5 separate regions of the Homo sapiens genome follow, and all the other regions are linked to region 5. The links are chromatin contacts, found by Hi-C or POLR2A ChIA-PET in ENCODE. All regions are on one chromosome and are shown on one strand. The core of a region is the stretch at or near the end of the contact, and the rest is flanking DNA. Distances in the headings are between cores, read along the strand shown. Region 1 overlaps YEATS2 (YEATS domain containing 2). Region 2 overlaps LAMP3 (lysosomal associated membrane protein 3). Region 3 holds the start of MCCC1 (methylcrotonyl-CoA carboxylase subunit 1). Region 4 overlaps MCF2L2 (MCF.2 cell line derived transforming sequence-like 2). Region 5 holds the start of SNHG33 (small nucleolar RNA host gene 33).

What was found. Hi-C counts contacts between places; a loop is a spot of excess contacts on that map. ChIA-PET counts read pairs that join two places held with the same protein, here RNA polymerase II (POLR2A). Pooled maps may share reads with other maps.
Region 1: a pooled map shows a loop between it and region 5 (7-fold over the local background). The contact joins the enhancer-like site here to the promoter of SNHG33 in region 5. A Hi-C loop is called at or near these places in 7 of 50 pooled maps. POLR2A ChIA-PET finds 5 or more read pairs at or near these places in 2 of 52 experiments (OCI-LY7 and Panc1).
Region 2: a loop to region 5 is called in a pooled map, with 4 times the contacts of the local background. The contact joins the enhancer-like site here to the promoter of SNHG33 in region 5. A Hi-C loop is called at or near these places in 4 of 50 pooled maps. POLR2A ChIA-PET finds 5 or more read pairs at or near these places in 3 of 52 experiments (MCF 10A, SK-N-SH and naive thymus-derived CD4-positive, alpha-beta T cell).
Region 3: a loop to region 5 is called in a map of ascending aorta, with 11 times the contacts of the local background. The contact joins the promoter of MCCC1 here to the promoter of SNHG33 in region 5. A Hi-C loop is called at or near these places in 3 of 168 maps with a recorded cell type or tissue (ascending aorta, dorsolateral prefrontal cortex and naive thymus-derived CD4-positive, alpha-beta T cell) and 13 of 50 pooled maps. POLR2A ChIA-PET finds 5 or more read pairs at or near these places in 1 of 52 experiments (MCF 10A).
Region 4: a pooled map shows a loop between it and region 5 (3-fold over the local background). The contact joins the enhancer-like site here to the promoter of SNHG33 in region 5. A Hi-C loop is called at or near these places in 5 of 50 pooled maps. POLR2A ChIA-PET finds 5 or more read pairs at or near these places in 3 of 52 experiments (H1, Panc1 and activated CD8-positive, alpha-beta memory T cell).

What each region holds. Positions count from the first base shown.
Region 1 is chr3:183,763,423-183,768,611 of GRCh38, forward strand. The region is part of intron 15 of YEATS2 (YEATS domain containing 2); the gene reads left to right. Among named protein-coding and RNA genes, the nearest start is that of YEATS2-AS1, 44 kb to the right of the region's middle. Within about 2 kb of position 3,774, at least 6 of the 41 ENCODE cell types and tissues checked have a DNase peak (open chromatin) inside an H3K27ac peak, as active enhancers do.
Region 2 is chr3:183,119,113-183,124,202 of GRCh38, forward strand. It overlaps LAMP3 (lysosomal associated membrane protein 3), which reads right to left. Exons shown (of 6, transcript NM_014398.4): 6 at 3,103-5,090. The coding sequence ends at 4,969. Among named protein-coding and RNA genes, the nearest start is that of MCCC1, 22 kb to the left of the region's middle. Within about 2 kb of position 3,224, at least 2 of the 41 ENCODE cell types and tissues checked have a DNase peak (open chromatin) inside an H3K27ac peak, as active enhancers do.
Region 3 is chr3:183,096,153-183,101,582 of GRCh38, forward strand. MCCC1 (methylcrotonyl-CoA carboxylase subunit 1) reads right to left here and starts at 3,344. Exons shown (of 19, transcript NM_020166.5): 1 at 3,200-3,344. The coding sequence starts at 3,288. RefSeq lists an enhancer at 3,270-3,409.
Region 4 is chr3:183,183,624-183,189,031 of GRCh38, forward strand. All of the region lies in intron 27 of MCF2L2 (MCF.2 cell line derived transforming sequence-like 2), which reads right to left. Among named protein-coding and RNA genes, the nearest start is that of LAMP3, 24 kb to the left of the region's middle. Within about 2 kb of position 2,233, at least 3 of the 41 ENCODE cell types and tissues checked have a DNase peak (open chromatin) inside an H3K27ac peak, as active enhancers do.
Region 5 is chr3:183,444,648-183,449,754 of GRCh38, forward strand. It overlaps SNHG33 (small nucleolar RNA host gene 33), which reads left to right and starts at 2,961. Exons shown (of 4, transcript NR_038302.1): 1 at 2,961-3,118. RefSeq lists an enhancer at 2,628-3,163.

The DNA.
Region 1 (5,189 bases), core at 2,524-5,023, 320 kb after region 5:
CATTGACTAAAACATCGTTAATGTGGTAGATGACTATGGTATCAATATTGAGTGCTTTTGTGTATGCCATGCTTGTATTTCTACATTTTCTATAATCCACACACAACCCTGGAGGGTGGGGATTTTCATCCCTGTTTTACAAATGAGGAAACTGTGGCTCAGAGGTTAAACAGTTTCCTTGGGAGCATTACAGCTAATAAATGACAAAGTGTTTAAAGTCAGGCCTGCTAACTCCAAGCTCCCCATTTCAGAACTAATGAAAAGTGGTTGTCTCTAACCTTGGTATGCTTTCAGAGCATCAGGGTTAAATTACCTCAACTTTTGGCAGGTATACTCTAAAGCTATTAAGTATATAATATGGGCTCGGCATGGTGGCTCACACCTGTGAGCCACCTAACACTTTGGCAGTCCAAGGCGGACAGATCACTTCAGGTCAGGAGTTTGAGACCAGCCTGTCCGACGTGGTGAAACCCCATCTCTACTAAAAATACAAAAACCGAGCGTGGTGGGTGGCATGCACCTGTAATCCCAGCTACTTGGGAGGCTGAGGCAGGAGAATCACTTGAACCCAGGAGGCGGAGGTTGCAGTGAGCCAAGACTGTGCCACTGCATTTCAGCCTGGGTGACAGAGGGAGACTGTCTCAAAAACAAAAAAACAAAAAACAATGGCTGGGCACGGTGGCTCACGCCCGTAATCCCAGCACTTTGAGAGGCTGAGGCGTGCGTTATCACCTGAGGTCAGATGTTGAAGACCAGCCTGGTCAACTTGGTGAAACTGTCTCTACCAAAAATACAAGAATTAGGTGGACATGGTGTCGGGCTCCTGTAATCTCAACTAGTCAGGAGGCTGAGGCAGGAGAATGGCTTGAACACAGGAGGTGGAAGTTGCAGTGAGCTGAGATCGCACCATTGCACTCCAGCCTGGGCAACGAGTGAAACTCTGTTTAAAAAAAAAAAAAAAAAAAAAAAAGATATCATATAGATGTTTTTCAGCTTGAAACCCAGCCTACCTATCTAAGGAGAATGAATTGTTTTAAGAATAGCCCAAAATCGAAAAAGATTTTAGCTATCAGATAGAGATTAGGATCAACTTAAAAATTCATAGAGCTTGTCGCAGTGGCTCACGCCTATAATTCCAGCACTTTGGGAGGTCAAGGCGGGTGGATCGCCTGAGGTCAGGAGTTCGAGATCAGGCCAACATAGTGAAACCCCGTCTATACTAAAAATACAAAAAATTATTTGGGCGTGGTGGCGGGCGCCTGTAATCCCAGCTACTCGGGAGGCTGAGGCAGGAGAAACGCTTGACCCCGGCAGGCAGAGGTTGCAGTGAGACGAGATCTTGCTATTGCACTCCAGCCTGGGCAACAAGAGCAAAACTCCATCTCAAAAAAATAAAATAAAATTCGTGGTGTTATCGGTGGTTCTAAAATCTGTTAAGTTTATTAACGACTTTCTCAGACTTACCTGGTTATAAGAATCATCTGCTGATAGCTACCTAGGCCACCATCTCAAACTTACTGCATCGGATTCTTCTTGAGATCCCTGGGAATCTGGGTTTTTAATAAGTGTTTCTGCTGATTCATCTACTTAGGCAGCAGATTTAGGAATCATGGTGCTACAGCATCTCATTTGACTTTGAGGCATTCGTAGCCAGAATGACTAAGACAGGCATCCCCAACTGCTTACTAGTGCTCCCACTGTGGTTCTGGCTTCAGGGGTAAGAATTCTGCCAAAATCCCTTAGTAAATCAGTTATTGTCATCTGAACTTCCTACTCAGGCTTGTCGTATATGTACCTCAAAATCTGTTTTGCTTCACATAGGGATATGTGGCTTTACTGATTTCTGCTTTGAATCAACTTAGCATTGCTGTTTATGTTAGAAGCTCTTGGATAAGTTCGTTTCCATTTTTTGCCGCTTTGCATATTGCCAATCCACTCCTCCAGTGATGCTGAACAACTGTACTGACTTGTCACATGGCCACCTACTTAATGGTAAATGTAAGGTTGGAGGAGATAGGTGGGTCTGTGCCACAATGCCCTAAATATGGTTTAAGGGCATCTGAAAAGAAAAACCACAGCAAAGTGTGAAGGAACTGCAGAGAAGCAGTAGTGCGTGAGATGATACCACTGTTTACCCAGGAAATGGAATCCATGATTAGCAGTTGAGATAAGGAGCTGTCTGTGAGTACAGACTGTTCCTGGTTATTGCTGAAGTGCATTCCTAGAAACTATGCCAGAGAACAGGCTGGGTGTGTGGTTCATGCTTGTAATTCCAGCACTTTAGGAGGCTGAGGTGGGCAGATCACCTGAGGTCAGGAGTTCGAGACCAGCCTGGCCAACATGGTGAAACCCTGTCTCTACTAAAAATACAAAAATTAGCCAGACATGGTGGTGTGCACCTGTAATCCCAGCTACTTGGGAGGCTGAGGCAGGAGAATTGTTTGAACCTGGGAGGTCAAGGTTGCAGTGAACTGAGATGACGCCACTGTACTCCAGCCTGGGAGATAGAGCAAGACTCTGTCTAAAAAAAAAAAAAAAGATATGCCAGGAAACAGGAGGGTGGCAAAAAATGGCACTGTTTTACCCTCCATACAACTTTGGGACAACAGAAACACAGCTGATCTTTTTCCTCAAAGTGGGAAGAGGTGCTGCCTTTGACATGAAAAGGGACAACTGAGGAATAAGTAGTTCCATATGGGAAGGAAGCAGTGTGTTAAAGTAGAAGGAGCATGAGCTTTGCAGTTAGAGCTTGTTGCAAATCTCAGATCTCAGCCACTCATTACTGGTGTAACCTGTGCAGGTTCTGAGCCCTGGTCTTTCAGGGTTGTAGAAGAATTAGAGATTGTATATGAAGGACCTACCTAGCACAGAGCAAGTGCTCAGTAAATAGTAACTAATGTGAGTATCAGGCATATCCATGCCTAAGTACCATTGTAATGGTTATCAGTGAGCACTTAACTTGTAAACAGCCATATTTTTTAATATCTGGAGGGAAAATCTCAGATACAGACTCTTCCCCTTCAGTTTGCTGAAGTAAATTCTGACTTGCCACAGGTATGTGTAGGAAACAGGGAGGGCAGAAATAGAAACATTTAATCAAAGCATGAATCGAAGTTAAGTGTATAACAAATACAAAACAATGGGTGTCTGCTTTCTCAAGCTAGCAGGAAATTAGCAACAGAGAGAGAATTATTGAATGGGAAGAGAATGAGGAAAGTCAGTAGGTGAGTTCAGGCTCTAGGCCGAAATACGTTGTGGTTTTTTGGTGGTTGTTGCTCTTGTGGGTTTTTTTGTTTTGTTTTGTTTTATGATCATAACTCACTGTAGTCTCAGCCTCCCTGGGCTCCAGCAATCCCACCTCAGTCTCCCAGGACTACAGGTGATACCACCACACCCAATTAGGTTTTTTGTTTTGTTTTGTTTTCTGTATTTTGTAGAGACTGGTTTTCACTATGTTGCCCAGGCTGGTCTTGAACTCCTGGGCTCAAGCAGTCTGCCTGCCTCAGCCTCCCAAAGTGTTGGGGTTATAAGCATGAGCCACTGTGCCTGGCCAAAGTATGTTGTTTTAAAAAAATAACAAACTAATTTTGGGTAATACAGTCTTATTTAAGAGGTCTTACACCTTCTTAGTGGTGTCCATAATCAGCTGCAGAGTTTTTCCCAACAGAATGCAGATTTCCTCATTCTCCTGTTTTCCAGAAGGAAGGTAGGGAGGTAGTGACAGTCATCTCCCAGGCGGTGTGCACAAGGTGGGTAAGCTCTGCTGGTAAAGACTGCCCTCCAGTGGCTGACTTGGGATACCAGGTTTTTGTTTCTGTTTTGAGACAGCGTCTAGCTCCGTTGCCCAGGCTGGAGTGCAGTGGTGCAGTCTTGACTCACTGCAACCTCTGTCTCCTGGGCTCAAGCTATACTCCTACTTCAGCCTTAGCTGGGATCGCAGGCCCACACCACCACGCCCAGCTAATTTTTTTTTTTTGAGCTGGAGTCTTGCACTGTCGCCCAGGCTGGAGAGCAGTGGCGCCATCTCGGCTCACTACAACCTCCGCCTCTTGGGTTCAAGTGATTCTCTTGACTCAGCCTCCCAAGTAGCTGGGATTACAGGCACCCACCACCATGCCTAGCTAATTTTTTTGTATTTTTAGTAGAGACAGGGTTTCACTATGTTGGCCACACTGGTCTCAAACTTCTGACCTTGTGATCTGCCCGCCTTGGCCTCCTGAAGTGCTAGGATTACAGGTGTGAGCCATTGTGCCCGGCCATTTTTTTTATTTTTTAATAGAGACGGGGTTTTACCATGTTCATCACGCTGGTCTCAAACTCCTGACCTCTAATGATCCGCCCACCTCGGCCTCCCAAAGTGCTGGGATTACAGGCATGAGCCACCACGCCCGGCAGGATACCAGGTTTTACTGGGTTCTTGGAGAAATTACGTGTCATATCCTGAAAACTCTGAAGCACTTGGCACAAGAAAGGAAAAGCAAGTCAGGTGCATGTAATGTGGGGAAAGAAATTGAAGTAGGTCTAAAAATGTGTGTATTGTTTTCCCTAAGTTATTTGCTTTCTTTGTTTAGGAACATAAAAGTAGATTCTGTGTAATTTAACTTGTGAAATAGGTTATTTGATATGTTTGGGAGGTTTGAAGACTGCTATCTTAGTTAAGAGAAAAGTTCAACTACTGCAACAGAGAAATCTGAACACCAGAACTTTAAGTAAGTTTATTTCTCATACAGTCATCGAGAATCTAGATCCCTGGCTTTCCTTTTTTTGCTCTGACATTCTCAAAATTTGGCTTTCGGCTTGTGGACTAAGAAAACACTTCATCTCATACCTCCACGTTCACGCTTCTTGCCAAGAGGAAGGGAGCAGGGGGAGGGAGAGCTGAGGGCAGACAGAGCCCGAAAGTCGCTCTCACTTCTGCACACATCCCGTTAGCCAGAAAGCAAATGGCCACGCCTAGGTCTGGGAGGGCTGGGAAATAGAGTTGTGATTCCATGTGGCCATTGCCCCAGCTGAAAACTGGGGGCTCTGTTACTATGAGAGGAGAAGGAAATAATAGATATTGGGGTTCAACTAGCAGTTTCTGCCACACTCCCAAAAAGTTTTGCTACATTAAGAAGGGTTTTTTTTTTCTTTCATAAATATACAGAAAAGTTCTTGATCAGTAAGAAGGGTTTCCGTATTTCCACATC
Region 2 (5,090 bases), core at 1,974-4,473, 330 kb before region 5:
TGAGCCAGGATTGGTGCTTCATGCCTGTAATCCCAGCATTTTGGGAGGCAGAGGTGAGTGGATCATTTGAGCCCAGAAATTTAGACCAGCTGGCGCAACATAGCAAGACCACGTATCTACAAAAAAAAAAATTAAAAATTAGCTGGGTGTGATAGCACGCACCTGTAGTCCCAGCTACCTTCGAGGCTGAGGTGGGAGGATCGCTGGAGCCTGGGAAGTTGAAGCTACTGTAAGCCGTGATCACACCACTGCATTCCAGCCTGGGTGACAGAGCGAGACCCTGTCTCAAAATAAAATAAAATAAAATAAAAAATTTAAAAAATGGCTGTGCACGGTGGCTCGACCCTGTAATCCCAGCACTTTGGGAGGCTGAGGAGGGTGGATCACCTGAGGTCAGGAGTTTGAGACTACCCTGGCCAACATGGTGAAACCCCGTCTCTACTAAAAATACAAAAATTAGCTGGCCATGGTGGTGCACACCTGTAATCCCAGCTACTCAGGAGGCTGAGGCAGGAGAATTGCTTGAACCCAGGAGACAGAGGTTGCAGTGAGCCGAGATTGTGCCGTTGTACTCCAGCCTGGGTGACAGAGTGAGACTCCGTTTAAAAAAAAAATGGAATTGAGTGAGTGAATAACATTGTTGGGGTCAGCCAAAGCATGTTGGGGTGGGGTGGTGGGGCTGGTGGAGGTATGAGGAAGTTAGAAGAATACATGAGCACTTAAGAAGAAAGTTTGCCAGGACAGCATGAGGGAATATCTGGAAAGCAAAAGAGATTTTATAATTTTGATAACAGAATTTATTTCACAATTTTATCTTTAGTCAATCTTGGTCTTAATATAAAACTAGTTAAGTTAAAAACAAAATAAAACATCTCTTTTTTTTTTTTTTTTTTTTTTTTTTTTTGAGACAGAGTCTCACTCTGTTGCCCAGGCTGGAGGGCAGTCCTACGATCTTGGCTCACTGCAACCTCACCTCCCAGGTTCAAATGATTCTCCTGCCTCAGCCTCCCAGACAGCTGGGATTACAGGTGCCCACCACCATGCCTGGCTAATTTTTATATTTTTAGCAGAGATGGGGTTTCACAACATTGGCCAGGCTGGTCTCAAACTCCTGACCTCAGGTGATCCAACTGCCTCAGCCTCCCAAAGTGCTAGGGTTACAGGTGTGAGCCATGGCACCTGGCCTAAACATCTCTTATTTATGCCTGCCAACACTTGACCAAAATTGGCATCTCTTGGAGGCACTAAGGTGGGGTGAAGGGACTTGTTGATGAGCGAGGGGCTGGAGTATTATAAAATGAAACTCTTTTTTCATTGGCAGAGATTCTTCTTCCATTCTTTTTATAGTTTATATTCCTTTTACTTAGTGGGCAGAGGGAAACCTCACAGCAAATCATCCTAGAGAACCAAGACCCGGGTCAGGAAGGAGTGGCTCATGTATTTGTGTCCTCAGACCTTCTTGGCCTTCAAGCTTAGAGCCCCAAACAGGAGTCCAGAGGGGGGATCTAGGACCTTACAAAGCAAGAAAAGTGTGAGAAGAACAAAGGTGGGGCAGATTGGGTAGGGGCTGGAGCCATCCTGGCTACTTTCTTTTAGGAAGGTGAAGCCGTGACGTCAGTGCTGTAGACCAATGGGTCAACACCAGACCCTGTGGTCAATGGACCTTCATCACCAGGGATTGGGAGGCTGTGCTCCTGAGGAGGTGCTACACCTGGGGCAGGGTTGGAAGCAGGCTGGAAAGGGCCTTGCTCTCATCATCCCTTGTATATGTTCCTATTAATCCACTTATCTTAGTATATATACTGGAATTTATTTACTGAAGTTCCCTCCAAAAAGTAAACCACGAATTCCACAATGTTCACCTTGACAGTAGGCACCTGAGGTAGGCAGCATCCACGCTGCCTCCAGGGGTTCCTCCCTCTCCCGGCGCTGTGGTTGGAAGGTGTCCCCCAAACCATATGTTGGAAACTTAATCTACAATGCAACAGTGTTGAGAAGCGGGACCTTTAAGAGGCAGTGGGGTCATGATGGCTCTGCCCTCGTGGATGGATTAATGCTATTATTACAAGTGTGGGGCCCCCTCTTGCTCTCTCTTCTGTGTCCTCGCACCATGTGATGCCTTTTACCATGTTACAAGGCAGCAAGAAGATGCACATCAGATTTGGCCCTTCCATCTTGGACTTCCCAGGCTCCAGAACCATGACCAAATCAACTTCTATTGCTTGTAAGTTATCAAAAAATCTGTGGTATTCTGTGATAATGGCACAGAATGGACTAAAATCTGATATTCGAGCCCTTGTGTAGTCCCCTTCCACAGTGTACCAGAGATGGTTTGTGTGAACCATAAACAGACATGCGATAGTATGTTTCTTCTGTGATTAGGTTATAAAAATATGACGGCTTTCATCTTGGTCAGTCTCTCTCTCTCTCTTTTTTTTTGAGATGGAGTCTCGCTCTGTCGCCCAGGCTGGAGTGCAGTGGCATGATCTCGGCTCACTGCAACCTCTGTCTCCCGGGATCAAGCGATTCTTCTGCCTCAGCCTCCCGAGTAGCTGGGACTACAGGTGCACACCACCATGCCCAGCTAATTTGTTTGTACTTTTAGTAGAGACGGAGTTTCACCATATTGGCCAGGTTGGTCTCAAACTCCTGACCTCGTGACCTGACTGCCTCGGCCTCCCAAAGTGCTGGGATTACAGGTGTCAGCCACCGCTCCCAGCCCTCTCTCTCTTTCTCTCAGATCACTATGGGTAACTAATATAGGACCTCTTATTTATCTCAGCTCCTACAAGAGTATCTGGCATTTAGCAAATCCTTATCAATGCTGATCAAATGAATGAATGAACAAACGTGGCGACATTTAAGCAAACTAGTAATGCAGTCAGTCTAAGCTAAGAGTTGAGACATTTCATATGTAACTTTAATGTGGTTTATCTTCTCAGGAATTCCTACCAAGTGATAATGTGGCAATGGAGAATAGAATGAAACAAATTATAGAAAGATGATTTAACTTATTGATCGGAGCAAAAACCTAAGATGATTGTAAACAAAATTTATACAGCACAAAAATGAATCATAAAAAATAAATGACATGCACAAATCTCCAAAGTAAGTTTTTATTACAAAAACCTTTACTACAATTCAATGTTTTATTAAGACTAAAGTCAGGACCTTGCCAACTTACTGAGTCATAAGGAAACACATGAGGAAAGTCAACATGGTCTCTAGGCTGACTTGAATTATTCCTTGACTAAGAATTCTAGGGTTATGTGGACTTTTCTGTTAACATCCTGACTTAGTTCCTTTCTTTAGCAGCAAAAAAAACAGCAGAAATAAAATTCTTGGCAGGCTGCTCTACAGAATAAAGTGAACAATAGGAAATATGGATATGAAGTGCAGAAGCAGCAAGTTACCACAAGATGGGGCTATACACTCAAGAAAGAACAGTTGGTTAGCGAAGTTTCTCTATTATCAAAAAAATTTAAAAATACTTTGAGTTTATTTGATGCCTTCATCTTTACAGCCCAGCTAAGCAATCCCATAAAAATGAGCAACTGACTAATGTTTTACAAAGCCCCTCAGTCTCCTTCCAGAGAGTGGAGGATTTATTAAGGATAGGCTATTTTGTTATCTGCAAAGCTCTCCTTTCATCTACCCTAATGTCTCATGATCCTGGATAAACCCATTTCCCTGTAAGGTGAGCGTATGCTGGTATGAGGTGTGAGCCTTCAGGCAGAGTGTGGTGTCATTGTTCTTGTAGGTAACTTGGTGTAGGGAGAAGACCAAAGACCTTGATGTCAGACCAACATGAATTCAAGCTCTGGCTCTGCCATCAGTTAGCCAGGTGACATTTAAGTGATTCAGTTCCCTTAAGTCTCAGTTTACTCATTCACCTATAAGTTGTGAGAATGAAATGAGATATAGATAAAGTGCTTAGCCTAGACTCTGGCACTTTGTTAATAATTAAGGGCCATTATTATTGTCTCTTGCTTATTGTTTAGTTCTACCATCTGTAGCCACCTAATTCTTAGTCTAGCGATTCTGGAGCAGGAGTCATCAAGATAAAAAATATAAGCTGATTTGTTCTTTTTGTTGGTTTTACATAAAAACACTTAGACAACCTGAGATATGTTGTTCTTTTTGATGATTAAAAAAAACATTTAAGGCCGGGCGCAATGGCTCATGCCTGTAATCCCAGCACTTTGGGAGGCTGAGGTGGGTGGATCACCTGAGGTCAAGAGTTCAAGACCAGTCTGGCCAACATGGTGAAACCCCGTCTATAATAAAAATACAAAAATTAGCCAGGCGTGGTAGTGTGTGCCTGTAATCCCAGCTACTCGGGAAGCTGAAGCAGGAGAATCACTTGAACCCGGGAGGCGGAGGTTGCCATAAGCCGAGATCGTGCCACTGTACTCCAGCCTGGGTGACAAGAGTGAAACTCCGTCTCAAAAAACAAAAACAAATTTAAAGTGGAAAAGGAGTTAAGTGCTACACCAGGAATATGTATGTTACATGAAACCATAAAACACAGATAGTAAAAGCACTGAAAGTCCATTTGATAACAAAGCAAAGGCTTTGTTAAGATCAAGGGTAAAATAAAATCTTCAATGCACACACAGTAGTATTAGTTACAATTGACCCTTGGTTTATAATTTGAAGGCTTATTCTACTTTACATATATTATGTTAATTCAACATATCTCAAATGTTGACTTTGAGTGGCTAAAATATTCTAAAGGAAACTAGAAAATAAACAGCTCACTATATCTTTCATAAAATAAACAAAAAGTATTTAGAAATTGATGTGCTGCCTGAACTTAAATCACACATGACTCACTTCATTTGAATAGAAGATGGTGGTTTACATTGTTTGAAGGACCCACACTCTGAGGGAATTTCCCAACATCCATCCTGGAAGGGATGAAAGAGTTCTCTAAATTCCATTATTTTCATTCCCCCCGGGCAACAATTAGATTCTCTGGTATCCAGATGATTGACACCTTAGGCGGATTTTATAGACACCCATACCCATAAGGCAGAGACCAACCACGATGGCCCCAATCACAGGAAGCACAATTGTGTAGTCAGACG
Region 3 (5,430 bases), core at 2,094-4,593, 350 kb before region 5:
TGGTGAAACCCCATCTCTACTAACAATACAAAAATTAGCCAGGTGTGGTGGTGCGCACCTGTAATCTCAGCTACTTGGGAGGCTGAGGCAGGAGTATCACTTGAACTTGGGAGGTGGAGGTTGCAGTGAGCCAAGATCGTGCCACTACATTCCAGCCTGGGTGACAGAGTGAGACTCCATCTCAAAAAAAAAAATAAATAAATAAATAAAAAGCATATGCAGGGAAACAAACAAATTACAGAAGCAATTCCACCTATCTTTTTGTCTATACCTGGAAGATGTGGTTATAAAGGACTAACTAACCATTTTAGATTATTCACAAAGCACAAGATAAAAGCACAGCGTGTGCATTAGAAACTATGTAACTAGGCAGTAGTATATACATATTATGTATATGACTATGTAGTTGAGCAGGACTAGTATTTCACTGGAGCGGAGATGCAGTAGACATCTACACATCTATATGCGTCTATACACTCATTGCCCTACAATGCACACTCAGATGCTGCCATCCATGAGGAGCTGCTGGGAAGACCCACAGCTTTGGCAGGAGAGTTCCGTGAGCTAGCTTCCTCACGAGGCTGCTGCTTTCCCACACCTTTCCATTTCAGCTGATGTTACCTTCTTGATCCTGAAGGAGGGGGATCATCTTTCCTGATCTTTATGAGGTATTTTCTAGCTCATAGCATCGTCTTCCCTTTACATTCTTCAGATAGGCTTCTGATAAGTTTCAAGGCCTATTCTGGGCAGATGTATCTATTAAATGGTTGCTTGTTGGTAAAGCTAGCTTAAGACTGATTCGGTTTCAAGGCTACTGTTGACCTAAAGCTTTCTTTTGCAATCTTCTAGTGAAGACAGAAGAAGGGAGAGAGGGAAAAAGAGGGAGAAAGAGACAGAGATCCCACTTAACTGTAATCCACTATCCCAACAATGTTCTGATCATCTATTCCATTTTTCACAATTATCTAAGCTGCAACTTAAAAGCAATGGCTTAAACAAGATTAAGAAGCTGCTTCCCCGGAGCTTGCAGTGAGCCGAGATTGCGCCACTGCAGTCCGCAGTCCGGCCTGGGCGACAGAGCGAGACTCCGTCTCAAAAAAAAAAAAAGAAGCTGCTTCCCTGATTCAAGGTAGCTCTATACCAGCTTATTGTCATGTCTATAATTCTGCCACCAGAGATTATTTTCTGTGAGCTACTAAAGATTCATAACATAAAAATAATGTAAACTATCTGTGCTGTTAAGATTTTTTTGTTTTTGTTTTATTTGAGATGGGATGTCACCCAGGATGGAGTACAGTGGTGTGATCATGGCTCACTACGGCCTGGAACCCCTGGACTCAGGCCGTCCTCGCCCTCCTCATCCTCCCAAGTAGCTGTGACTACAAGTGTGTGCCACTACGCCTGGCTAATTTTTTAATGTTTTGTAGAGATGAAGCCTCACTGTGTTGCCCAGGCTGGTCTTGAACTCTTGAACTCAAGCAATCCTCCCACCTTGGATCCCACAGTGCTGAGAAACTGCTGAAAATACAGGCATGAACCAAGTCTCCTGGCAAAGAGTTTTACTTCTATAAGCCATTAACAACTCTAACACTCTCCAGAGTGACATACTTGAGGATAGTTCTTTAGACAATAGCTAAGCTTTGAAAGGGAAGACAGGAAATGGGTCTATGGTACTATCCTGAAGAGCCCTGGAGGCCTAAGAAAAGAAAAACCAGAAGAACAAGAAGAACATTAACATTACTTACACCAACTTTTTTTTTTATTTTTTTATTTTTTATTTGAGACGGAGTCTTACTCTGTCGCCCAGGCTGGAGTGCAGTGGCGTGATCTTAGCTCACTGCAAGCTCCGCCTCCTGGGTTCACACCATTCTCCTGCCTCAGCCTCCCGAGTAGCTGGGACTAACAGGCGGGACTATAGGCGCGTGTCACCACGCCCGGCTAAATTTTTTGTATTTTTTAGTACAGACGGGGTTTCACCGTGTTATCCAGGTTGGTCTCGATCTCCTGACCTCGTGATCTGCCCGCCTCGGCGTCCCAAAGTGCTGCGATTACAGGCGTGAGCTACCGCGCCCCGCCAACTTCCAACAACTTTCTTATGTTTCTCTGGGGCACTCCTACAATTAAGTAACTAAAAAGGGCATCTACAATATTTCTGGAAAATAAAAGCAAGCAAACGTTCATATAAATGGTTGAGTTTGCATTTATAGACTGATCTTATGTACCAGATTGTGCTTAAACCTCATTCCATGAATTAATTCATTTAGTTTTCACAACCCAAGGTACTCGTATCATCTCCAAGGTGAGGAAATTAAAGAAGAAATATTAAGTAACTTACCCAAAGTCACACACCTAGTGAGTAGCTAACTAAGACCTCAGCCTTGACTGCAGAGTCTGTGCCCTTGAACACTAAACTGTCAATCTTTCCAGAATGATGAAGGATGATAACGATGAAGCAAAAGAAGACAAAGAAGCAAAGCTATCTACAAGCCTGAGGGTTTTTTCACTGCCAGAGTTATTGCCACCAAAGCTTAGAGCTCAAAATTTGAAACAGAGCTGGAGTCAGGTGAGCTAGACTGAGTCATCTGATAGCGTTGTTCAAACTTGGGTACAAGAGTTTTTGACAAAATAATTTCCCAGCTCTGTGGAAGGTACATTTGCTCTTCTTGACAACTTCACTCTTCTAACAATGAGAAGGAACTCCAGGAGTCTTTCTCTGAACTGGACACCTGATGGGGCACAGCTGAACTGAAAAATGGCTTTGAGGGCATCCCGGCCCCATTTCTTACTAGCTGTGTTTCGTTGAGGAAGTCGTTGATCCCTTTGGGCTTCCCCGGAACCGGATTATAACAACGCTCCCACCTAAGGGGTGCTGCGAAAGCCCGATGTAAACGGCTACGAGCTGCAGCGACGGCGAGGGGAGCCTGGAGGATGGCGGGCCCAGTCCTCAGAAATGGAAAAACAGAAGCCAAAGGCGCGCTGAAGCGTGGATGTGCGGAAGCGGGGAGAAAGGGAAGGGCTGGTGGGGATGTCTTCCTCCCGACGCCGTGACTGCCGGCAGAACCCCTCCGAAAGTGCCTGGGGTTTTCCTACCGTCCTCCCCACACCGACCCTGGGTTCCGCCGCACCTCCCACCGCTCACGCGGGTCCGTGCACCCCTCGCTCCCGCCTCTGCCCACTGAGCCATGGCCCCTCCACCCACCTCGGCGGCAGGAGCAGGCTCGGGAGACGATGCCACCGGTTCCTCTCCGCCGCCACCAGCAGCACCGACACCGCAGAGGCCGCCGCCATGTCCCTGGAGCCCGGCCACTCCGTGACTCCCCAGTACAGAGGCAGCTGCGTCCCACACGCCAAACCCGTTCCTCCACTACGAAGCCTCGTGACCCCCGCCGGCCACCGTCGGAGCCTGAGCCTACCTTTGGGCTGATCCAAGAATGTGAGGGCGTCTCCACGAACACCAATCAAAGACCAGAGCCCGGCTTCAGTAGCGACGATTGGGCAGTCTGGCCACGTGCTCGTGGGGGTGTGGCCTTTGTTTCTGCGTCCCCTGGGGCCTGCTCTGACTAAGGCAAGGGTTTTCTCCATCCTCCCCCTCTTGGTTGCCTGTCACTGTTTCTTCCTGCATCCCGTGGGGTTTCTTCGCTCTCGTCACCTTCTGGGAGAAGAACCCTGGGGAAGAAGCCAAATGCGGATGGACAGCAGGATACACAATTCTCTAGTGCTCTCAGGGATGAAAAAATAAATAAGCTAAAGTGAAAATCTTTAAACCACCTGAGCTTAAAACAGGTATTCTAACTGACTATTGGGAAAAAGAGGAAGTCAAAGAGCAAACTGAGGAACATCTAGAGAATAAAGAAACTGTAAACACTACATGTAGATGCTTCATGAGGAAAGCAGGAGGGAGAAATTAGGGAAGATAAAGGAATAAATAAATGAATTCAGGAAACCAGTGTCAAAGGACTAATAAACCCACAGGTTCACAAAAAATAAAATAGTTATCTAATCAGAAATAGAGAAAAATGCACATTTGACATGATTTAAAAAACAAGCAGGGGAAAATCACAGACACAGGAAACAAATTATAGATTTGTAAGATGCTAATTTTGCTTAACTTCAAGTGAACTTAAAACTCTGGATGAAATGGATGATGTTACAAGAAAATACAATTTATCAAAATAGATCCTGGAAGAGACAAAATTTAAGCAAACCGTTACCACAGAAAAAATAGAGAAGTTTATCAAAGAACTATCCTTGCTACCACCATGGCCCACTTTCACCTTCACCTTCACCCCTAAAAGTTACAAAAGCCCTCCATGTCTTGCAAGAAAATTCCACACAAATGAGTAATTGACTCAAATGCTATTAATTCTGTCCCAGAGCACAAAAAAGATGGAAGTCTTCCAAACTCTTTTTAAAAAGTAAACATAACTTTGATACCAAAATCAACAAAGATATCACGCACACACACACGACAGACCAATTTCACATGTAAGTATCAGTGGAAAAATTCTAAATAAAATATTAACTACGCTGGGTGCTGTGGCTCATGTCTTGTAACCCCCCATTGAGATGTGACAGCGTGCTGGCAGTCCTCAGAACCCTCGCTTGCTCTCGGCACCTCCCCTGCCTGGGCTCCCACTTTGGTGGCATTTGAGGAGCCCTTCAGTCCCCCACTGCACTGTGGGAGCCCCTTTCTGGGCTGGCCAAGGCCGGAGCCCACTCCCTCAGCTTGCAGGGAGGTGTGGAGGGAGAGACACGAGCGGGAACTGGGGCTGTGTGCGGCACTTGCGGGCCAGCTGGAGTTCCGGGTGGGCGTGGGCTTGGTGGGCCCCGCACTCGGAACAGCCAGCCAGCCCTGCTGACCCCGGGCAATGGGGGACTTAGCACCCGGGCCAGTGGCTGCGGAGGGTGTACTGAGTCCCCCAGCAGTGCTGGCCCACCGGCGCTGCGCTCGATTTCTCGCCGGGCCTTGGCTGCCTTCCCACGGGGCAGGGCTCGGGACCTGCAGCCCGCCATGCCTGAACCTCCCACCCACTCCATGGGCTCCTGTGCGGCCCAAGCCTCCCCGATGAGCGCCACCCCCTGCTCCACGGCGCCCAGTCCCATCGACCACCCAAGAGCTGAGGAATGCGAGCGCACGGCGGCGCAGGACTGGCAGGCAGCTCCACCTGCAGCCCCGGTGCGGGATCCACTAGGTGAAGCCAGCTGGGCTCCTGAGTCTGGTGGGGACGTGGAGAGTCTTTATATCTAGCTCAGGGATTGTAAATACACCAGTCAGCACCCTGTGTTTAGCTCAAGGTTTGTGAATGCACCAATCGACACTCTGTATCTAGCTGCTCTGGTGGGGCCTTGGAGAACCTGTGTGTCGAAACTCTGTATCTAACTAATCTGATGGGGACGTGGAGAACCTTTGTATCTAGCTCAGGGATTGTA
Region 4 (5,408 bases), core at 983-3,482, 260 kb before region 5:
ATGGAGATAATAACATCGATTTTGCAGTCTTGGTATGAGGATTAGCAAATCTTCTGATAAAGAAAAATGCCTGGTACATCATAGGAATTCAACAAATAGTACCTGTTATGATTATTGTGTATAGCAATTACAATAATACTAAAGAGAGGGTCTCAAAACAGCTCTGGGCACTCCAGGTGTGCTATTATTACTTACATTTCAGGGAGGTTTGTCTGCCATTGTCTCATCCTCATAAACACTCAGGGAAAGAAACATTATAAGGATAATAAATGGCTTTAAAAAGAAACAGAGCAAACACACACACACACACACCCCTCAGAAAAACCATGCCAAACACACAGGCTCTTGACAAATATTCAATCTGATTATAGCAAAACTGTTTTGTTTTGTTTTGTTTTTTTGTTTGTTTTTGAGACAGGGGTCTCGCTCTGTCGCCCAGGCTGGAGTGCAGTGGCGTGATCTTGGCTCACAGCAACCTCCTTCTCCCGGGTTCAAGCAATTCTCCTGTCTCAGCCTCCAGAGTAGCTGGGACTACAGGCACATGCCACTATGCCTGGCTAATTTTTGTATTTTTAGTAGAGACAGGGTTTCACCATATTGGTCAGGCTGGTCTCGAACTCTTGATCTCAGGTGATCCACCTGCCTTGGCCTCCCAAAGTGTGAGATTACAGGCGTGAGCCACCATGCCCAGCTGATTATAGCAAAATTCTAAGTGATAGTTGTATTCTTGGAAAATGAATGGAACGACTTTTGTCCCAGCCAAGATCTAGTGGTGTGTTGGAGCAGATACACCCTGAGTCTCTGGGGCACTCTCAGTCTATGTATCAGATAAGCATAAGGAGTATTGGTGGAGAAGGACAAGAATGGGAAAGGTGGGCGATGAGAATTCCTGCAGATAAGGACTGGTGAGAGTATTCTCTTTTGAAACCCTTAGTCGACAATCTTTCTGGTGCATATCAGATAAGCTGAATGGTTTAGGAAATCTAGTGTTCACATTTAGTGCTTAGAATTCTAAGCTTTTTTATTTTGCTTAAACAAATGGAATGAAATTTATTAACAAGTGAACCTAGTAATGAGCTGAAATTATTCTCACCAGCATACATATTTTTGGTAAATTATAGACTTTGAAGACAAAATCATGGTGTTTCCCTTACTGTCCAGTGGATGGCACAAAGAGACCATTGTAGATCCTGCTGGTTCAGCGGTAGCTCTCAATCCATAGATATTAAATGGGCAAATTCTATTTTTATTGTCTTTCAAACTAGATTTTTCTCAATGCACAACTTTTTTTTTCTTTTTCTTTTTTTTTTTTGAGACGGAGTCTCGCTCTATTGCCAGGCTGGAGTGCAGTGACACGATCTCGGCTCACTGCAACCTCCGCCTCCCGGGTTCAAGTGATTCTCCTGCCTCAGCCTCCTGAGTAGCTGGGGACTACAGGCGCATGCCACCATGCCCAGCTAATTTTTTTGTAATATCAGTAGAGACAGGGTTTCACCATGTTGGCCAGGATGGTCTCGATCTCCTGACCACGTGATCCGCCCACCTTGGCCTTCCAAAGTGCTGGGATTACAGGCGTAAGCCACCGCGCTTGGCCAATTATGCACAACTTTTTAAGGACCATCTCTATCACATGAACTAAAGGATATCATTTTCACTTGGGGGTGGGAAGTGGTGAGCTGCTTAAAAGCAATGCCTAAACCCCCTGGGCTTTCCTTCCTTTCACTTGGAAGAACCAGGGGGTAACTAACTGCTAACAATTCCATGCTTTCAGAGATCTAGGCGCAAGCCTAAGGGCTTCATCTCATTTAATCCTCATGGCAAGACTGTACAGTATTATCTCCATTTTGTAAAATGAATGATAAAAAGAACTTAAGCACAGACAGGCTATAGAATCCATCCAAAGAGATGGAGCTGCACTTGAGGCTGGGTCTTTGAGACCTGAGTTTGAGCCCTTCATCATTGTGTTGTGTGTGCTGCTAACCAATTTCCCCTCTCTGTCTTCTAGGATTTAATACATGGTGTCACATTCTGTCTGATCCATCCCAGTAGCTCTCCAGAGCTCCCAACAGGAGAGAGTTCCAAAATGTTTCCAGGGGTACTAGGCTCGGTTACAATATTTTGCTTGGTGGCCCAGAGTATAAACGTGGATATCTTAGGCTGGTCTATAGCTGAAACGTCTATTTCATTTGCAAGCCTATCTTTGGCTAAGAGGAAGTGAATCATTCTTGAGAACATCTAATTAATTGCTTTCAGATTCCACATGTTGACATTCTCAGGGCACATTTTTTTTTTCCCGTGCATTTCTGTTGTCAAAGTCCCTGCCAGCTCCTAAGGCAGTCTGAGCTGGCTGTCTTAGACTTTCAGAGCTGCTGGAAGCTTGGGGGAGGGAGGGGCTGTAGGTCAAAGAAACTTTATAACCTAGCTTTACCTCCCAGCTCAGCCACCAGCTGCCCTCAAATGTTCTGGATTGGAATAAGCCCAAAGATGAGTGGCAGGAGGGAAGGGCAAGCCAATACGTCTAGTTTGGTTCAGTCAAAGCCTTGCCCATTTCATCAGAATTTTAATGGAAAATTTCCAATAAGATTAAAATATAAGGTCACCCCAATTTTAGTATGGCTCCATTTAAAAAAAATCATGCATATCTTTGTTTTGCAATGGGGCCTTACTCTTGCCCAGGAGAGGTGCGGTGGTACAATCATGGCTTACGGCAGCCTCAACCTCCTGAGCTCAAGCAATCCTTTCACCTTGGCCTGCCAAATAGCTAGGATTACAGACACCCACCACCATGCCCAGCTAATTTTTAAAAAAAATTTTTTGTAGGTCCAGTGCAGTGGCTCATGCCTGTAAATCTCAGCACTTTGGGAGGCCGAGGCAAGCGGATCACCTGAGGTCAGGAGTTTGAGACCAGCCTGGCCACAATGGTGAAACTGCCGTCTCTACTAAAAACACAAAAATTAGCGAGGTGTGGTGGTGGGCACCTGTAATCCCAGCTACTCGGGAGACTGAAGCAGGAGAATCAATTGAACCTGGGAGGTGGAGGTTGCAGTGAGCCAAGTTCGTGCCATTGCACTCCAGCCTGGGCAACAAGAGTGAAACTCCGTCTCAAAAGTTTTTGTGGAGATGGGGTCTTGCGATATTGCCCAGGCTGGTCTCAAGCTCCTGGATATCAAGTGATCCTCCTGCTTTGGCTTCCCAAAGTGTTGGGATTACAGGCATGAGCCACCACAACTGACCAAATCATGCATTTCTATAGACAACGTCTGCAAGAAGATATTAATGGTGATTATATCTGGTTATGTTGGATTTGTATTTTTATTTGTACTTTCCTGTATTTTCTAAATTCCTGACATTCTACATGTGTACTCCTTTAATAATCAGAAAAGGAAACTTAAAATAGTTAAAACCAATTGGTCAGATATGTAAAATAACCCACCATCTCTCCAGAGAGGGCTGTTTGCTAGAACTTATTTTCTTCATTGAAATACTAGAGTGCCCCAATAAGTTTGAATAACACAAAAAAAAAGATAATGAAAGTAACTAAATTATCTAGGCCCAAAAGGAAATGCCACAAAAATTGGCAAAGAAACAACCATGACGTGCTATACCGGATAGCTCCTAGGCCCCCTTGGAGACCCTGAGGTACCCGACGAGGGACCTGTAGTAAGGCTGGCAGACAGGTTCTTCCTCTGTTAGCTCTGAGGTACAACAGTTATTCTCATTTTTATGTCTTTCACATGGCCAGAACTTTGCAAATCAGAGGCAAAGTGAATTCAGAATTAAAAATTTTCAGCACCATCCAAGTCAGTAAAACAGTCTTAGCTTATAACCTTTATTTTTTTTATTATTTTATTATTTTTTTATTTTTGGATGGAGTCTTGCTCTGTTTCCAGGCTGGAGTGCAGTGGCATCATCTCAGCTCACTGCAACCTCCGCTTCCTGAGTCCAAGTGATTCTCCTGCCTCAGCCTCCCGAGTAGCTGGGACGACAGGCATGCGCCACCACGCCCAGCCAATTTTTGTATTTTTAGTAGAGACGGGGTTTCACCATGTTGGCCAAGATGGTCTCAATCTCTTGACCTCCTGATCCTCCCGCCTCGGCCTCCCAAAGTGCTGGGATTACAGGCGTGAGCCACCGCGCCCAGCCCTTTATTTTTACTGTAAGCTGCCAGTAAACAGCACACCCACCTGTCTGCTGACTGTCCCATCTGGAAGTTGTGTAGGTCCTTACTGAATCTTACCTTCTTCCCTTCCCCTACCCAGACCCCATCCCAGCTGGCACGTGGAATCCTTTCCCTTTCTCCTCATGTCAATAGACCAGCAGGCAAAGAGAGCAGTTACCATAGTGGAAGGAGAAACGGGTCCTAGTCGTGGTGAGGAGGTAGGGCTGCTGCTTAACAAAGGCCGAGAGGGACATGTCTGATGCTCAGGTGATCCACTAGGACATCTCGCAATACTCCCATGCCCAGCTGTAACTATGATGGCCAAGTCCAAGAACCATAGCCTGATAAGAGTCTAGGACCCCCACTATACATGCCACCAGTAGAAGTGCCTGATGGGGAGAGGGATGTCTAGAATGAGTAGGAGGGAATGATGACAAAGCACAGCCAAGGACCAACTGCAGTGGCAGGTGGCAGCCACAGATTGAGTTAAGTAGGATTCTTGCTGTGTTCCCTAGTGGAAGCATCTCCCTTGTTGAGACCCACTGAGGTTAAAGTTGGAGACATGGGGAGAAAACAATGTCCCCGTGTTCATCACTAGAGTCATGATGGGCAAGGTCACAACTCATTTGACTTCTTGGCTCCCAGATTCATATACTCTGCCTCTTGGGGGCACTTCACCATAATACAGCCATTGGTTCAGTTGTATGCTGCATCCTGAGGGACAGCACTCCATCCCCGCAGTGCCATGTCCAAACTGCTGCCCCGCCTCACTCTCAAGAGGCTGTCCCACTACTCTGTCAGGCACCAGCTTCTGAATGCAGTGGTAAGACTCTGTCCTGTGATCACGTCTATGGCTGATTCTCTTTTGCCATACTGAGTCCCCTGATCAAAGCAGTGTTATACAGCCTGGCGCGCTGGCTCATGCCTGTGATCCCAGCACTCTGGGAGGCAGAGGGGGATGGATCACTAGAGGTCAGGAGTTCAAGACCAGCCTGGTCAACATGGTGAAACCCTGTCTCCTCTACTAAAAATTCAAAAATTAGCTGGGTGTGGCATGAGCCTGTAATCCCAGCTACTCGGAAGGCTGAGGCAGGAGAATCACTTGCACCCAGGAGGTGGAGGTTGCAGTGATCCCTGATGGTGCCGTTGCACTCCAGCCTGAGCGACAAGTGTGAAACTCTATCGCAAAAAAAAAAAGCAACGCTTATGATTGATCACACACTGTACTTTCTAACCTGAAGGGGTCTGG
Region 5 (5,107 bases), core at 1,711-4,210:
CATATCAGTATACATGATGCAGAAACTCTAGAATTTCAATTATTTTCAATGACTGCATAGTAACCCATTGTATGTATGGCTATCCTATAATTCATCAGTTTTGCACTGATGGGCATTTAAACTCTCTTATCTTTGCTATATGAATTTAGAAATGAATTTCCTTAGTCACCCGTCATTTCAGCATGTAGGAGTACACCTGTAAGATAAATTCCTAGAAATAGAATTGCTAGGTCAAAGGTTTGTAAATTTGCAATTTGGGTACTTATTGTTAAACTGTTCTTCATAGCATTATTGCCAATTTCTGCTTCCATCAGCAAAGTATAATAATGCCTGTTTTCCTGCTACTTCCTCAATTACAGTATATTTTAAAACTTATATTTTCTAAAATGAAATATATTTTTTTATTTTGAATAAAATTGAGCCCTTTTATTCTGTATTGGTGTTTTCTGTGAACTGTTGATATTGTGTTGATTTTTCTAATGAGCTGCTAATACTGTTGAATTATAGGTACTTTCTCATGTATTAGGGAAATTAGTCCATCGTCTGTGACATGAGTTGCAATTTTTCACCCAGATTGCTGTCTGCCACTTTTAGTTTATGTACTTTTGCTGCTTTTAAATTTTTTTAAGTAATTGAATGTATCATTTTCTCTCTTACGGCATTTGGGTATTGCTTTATAAAATTTCCTGTGCTACAGAATGTATGAGGATTTAATGAAGTACACTTATACTTCATTTTTTCCATTTAATCTTTATCTGGAATTTATTTTGATGTGAGGTATGAGTTTGAGTTGGGATCCAACTTTACTTTTTCTAGATGGCTACCCAGTTGTGTCAATATCATTTGCTGAATTTTACAAGTTTTTTTAAAAATCAAGAATGTATGTTGAATTTTAACAAATACCTTTTTTGCATTTTGGAGATGACAAATTTTTCTTTTTCTTTATAACGATGTTTAGAGATGGGAGGTCTCACTACATTGCCCAGGCTGGCCTAGAGCTCCTGGGCTCAAGGGATCCTCCCACTTCAGCCTCACAAGTAGCTGGGACTACAGGCACAAGCCACTGTACCCAGCTATTTCTAGTAAAATAGAAATACTTTATTATAATTTTTATTTGATTTAGGATTTTTCCAGTAATATTCATGAGTATGAATTTTTTTTTTTTTAATTTTTTAGAGATGGAGTCTTGCTCTGTCTCCCAGGCTGGAGTGCAGTGGTGTGATCTTGGCTCACTGCAGCCTCCACCTCCCGAGTTCCAGCGATTCTCCTGCTTCAGCCTCCTGGGTAGCTGAGATTACAGGCACACACCACCAAGCCTGGCTAATTTTTGTATTTTTAGTAGAGACAGGGTTTCACCATGTTGGCCAAGCTAGTCTTGAACTCCTGACCTCAGGTGATCTGTCTGCCTTGGCCTCCCAAAGTGCTAGGATACAGGCGTGAGCCACCGCGCCCGGCCATGAGTAAGAATTTCTATGGTCAATGTATACGTATATGCTGTATGGGTGTTTTATGAGACTTTGGTATAAATGTTATGCTCACTTCATGAATAGAATTTGAAATGCTTCCTCTTTTTTCTGTGCTTAAGGCAGAATCAACAGCAACCAACTCTCTGTTCCTTAAGTTTTCACAGAATTATCCTATGAAATAATTTGGGCCTGGTGCTTCTGTGGATTCAGCTATGGAGAAATGCAGTTCTCTAATAACATCTATTTCTTTTTTTCCTTTATTTTGAGACCGAGTTTCGCTCTTGTTGCCCAGGCTGGAGTGCAATGGCACAATCTCGGCTCACCGCAACCTCCGCCTCCCGGGTTCAAGCAATTCTGCCTCAGCCTCCCGAGTAGCTGGGATTACAGGCATGTGCCACCACGCCCGGCTAATTTTGTATTTTTAGTAGAGACAGGGTTTCTCCATGTTGGTCAGGCTGGTTTCAAACTCCTGACCTCGGGTGATCTGCCCGCCTCGGCCTCTCAAAGTGCTGGGATTACAGGCGTGAGCCACCGCGCCCGGCCAACATCTATTTCTTCTATGGTAATTGGTCTACTTAGAATTTCTATCTCTGGAATGTTTTGGTAAATTATATTTTCTTGGAATCTTGTCCATTTCATTCAAGTTTTCAAATTTATTATGTAGAACTGACTGATCATGCAATGCTTTTAAGTTTTCCTGTATCTATGGTTATTTCCCCTTTATCATTTTGTATTTTGATGTGCTCCTCTTTCTTTCTTGAGCCAACCACCCTATTGTTGCCTTTTTCAAATCTCTTATTAGTATTCCCATTTCCATTTCTATTTTTTATTTTCTTCTTTTATTCTTACGAATTCCTTCTTTCGGCTTTTCTTAGGTTTACCTTGCTATTTTTTCTGAATTATTTAATTTACTTTTATTTTGAATTTTTAAAAGCACTGTATTGGTATATCCCACAGGTACTAATATGCAGAGCTTGCTCTTTTTTTTTTCATTTTTAAGATATTCAGTAATCTCAGTTTTGAGATGGTTAAGAGGATTTCTTAATCAGTTTTTTTTTTTTTTTACATTTTGAAAATGTTATACAATTTTGCATTGTTTTATTCTCCACTCCTTTGTATCCTACGACAGTCTCCCGCCCCGTTTCTTCACCTCAGTTCTCTAAAGATTGAAGGTCAAGAGGAGGGTTTCTTGCCCTGGAGCCTGCGATAGGGTGGGCCCTTGCGGTTCTTGGGCGGAAACGGCGATAGGGACACCCAGGGCCTAAGGAGGCTGGGGACAGAGCAGATCCTCCCAGCCCCCAACATCACCCCGGAGTAGATGCAGACCCCCAGGGTCCCGGAGGCCGAGACCACACCCCGCGGGCACGAGCCCGATTGGCAGATTGTAGCCGAGTGGTTTCAACGGTGACGCCCCCCACCCGAATGCCTCGCTGGGATTGGCTCATTTCTTGGTTCAGACCTGGACGGTGGCCAGAGGAGGACAAGAGGCTTTTACACCGAACGGAGGTGATGTGGACGACAACGGAGACGCAGCCGCACTTCACCAAGCGGCCGGTCCGAGGGGACATGGCGGCAACCTCTGCAGCGTCAGTGCTGCTGGCGGGTGCAAGAAACTGGTGGCGACACTGCCTGAGCCCGCTGCTGTTGCCAAGGTGACGAGGCATAAAGCCGCGGTGGATCGGTGCGTGGGGGCGCGGGGTGGGTGGTGAAGGGAGAACGAAGCTCGAGCGGAAAGACAGGACCGCGACCGCTTGTCAGGGGATTCGGCTTCCAGTCCCCCTTCCAGAGGGCGTCCTTCTGCAGCCAGGCCTCTGTCTTCCCCCGCCCCCACACGGTACGAGCTACAGAATGCTTTTCTGTTTTCTCTTTTTCTATAGTAAGGAAGCGCTTTCCTTTCTCCCCCGTTTATTCATTTGCTTACTTCTGGTTCCCGTGTCCTTTTAACATGTCCCCCCGTCATTCTCTGTTTAAGGACACAAGATGTTCCAGGCTCATCTTGTACTTAGCTCCTGCCTTGGAATCAGACATTTCTCCAAAGAATCCTGGTTCCTTTTTTTGGAGAATGCTATTTTACAGCCGTATCTGGGCTGTAGGTTGTGTTCGTTGCTACTAGGATGCCATCGCTTCTAGACTGTCTCAGCAGACAACGCTAGGAAATTTTATGTATATATATATGTAGAGAGAGAGAGATGCAAACACACATATTTATGTACATATGTGTGTGTATGTACGTATATATACATGTATATTTATATGTATACACACACCCTCCCCACACACATCCATACATGCATCAATCCAGGCACATCTATATCTGTTTTATATCTATCTATCTACATGTATGTTTAAAAAACAGCTGACTTCATACTGTTAACTCAGTTCCAGTGCAGCATCTCACGGTTCAATCAGATTTGCCCTTTCTGTAATTGTAACTGTTTTCTGAGAGTGAGAAAGCTGGCTCTCCTTATCCACAAGATATTCACTTTTTTGCTCAATCGTGTGCAAAAAGTAGATTCAAAATTGCTAACCCATACCACTGTGTAAAAACAGACCAACTAGCCAGAGTTCAATATTGGTTTACAGTTATGTTTGTCTTTAGTTTCTGTAATTAAAACTGTATTATACAGGTTATGAAGGCAGTCATAGAGGTTTTATGACTATAGAGGTTACAAAGTCTCTATAATTAAGATGTGGAACTAGTGTGTGAATAATATAAAAAGACAAGTAGAATAGAATAGAAAATCCAGAAATAACCCCAAGTGCAGGTAGAAAGTTAAAGATAAAGGTGCTATCACATATCATTGGAGCAGAGTTGGGCTTTGTAATACACAGAGCTGGGCCAACTGGTTGGCCATTTGGAAAAAGATAAAATTAGATCTACACCTTATAGCGTAACAAAAATGAAGTCTAAATGGATCAGGGATCTAAATGTGAAAAATGAAACAATACAAGTACTAAAAAGAAAAAGGCTTTCTAACTATGACTCAAAAAACCATAAGCAATAAAATAAAAAGTTGATAAATTTGACCACATAAAACAAATAGCATGGCAAATACATCATAAAGTCAAAAGACAACTGAAAAAAAAAACTGGATTGGGAGAAAATATCTGTAGCACGTATCACGGGTAAAGGATGAAGATCTTTCATATTTAAATTTGAATTTTAAAACTTTTCCAAATCAATTTTCTCTGTTTACATTCAGCAGTGGCAAAGTGACTTTATCTTTTACATAAGAATATGTCAAAAAAGTAGCAAGTTATACTGCTTTTAAAGATAAGAGTCATCCGTTTAAAAATACTTATTATATCATGTGTCTTAGGGCCCCAAAGGAAACCCTAACACAGGAATTCCTGTGCAAATAATTAGAAAGTTTCCAGGAAAAAATCACAGGGTAATAGAGAAATAGAATAGAAAGGGAAGGAAGGCCAGTGAGCAAGCTGCTCTAAGCCTGTTCCCCTGGAGGTGGCTCAGTGCTGCTTAACTCTAAGTCAGTGTGCATGGTCAATCCCTGGAGTCGTCCTTACCAGAGAACCAGCAGGCTGGTGTGTTTATGTCTCTACCGAGTCATTAGTTAAGGTCTGCCCTCAGGGAGACCTAACTTCCCAGATACTTCGGGTTTTATAAAAATATAAAACATCAT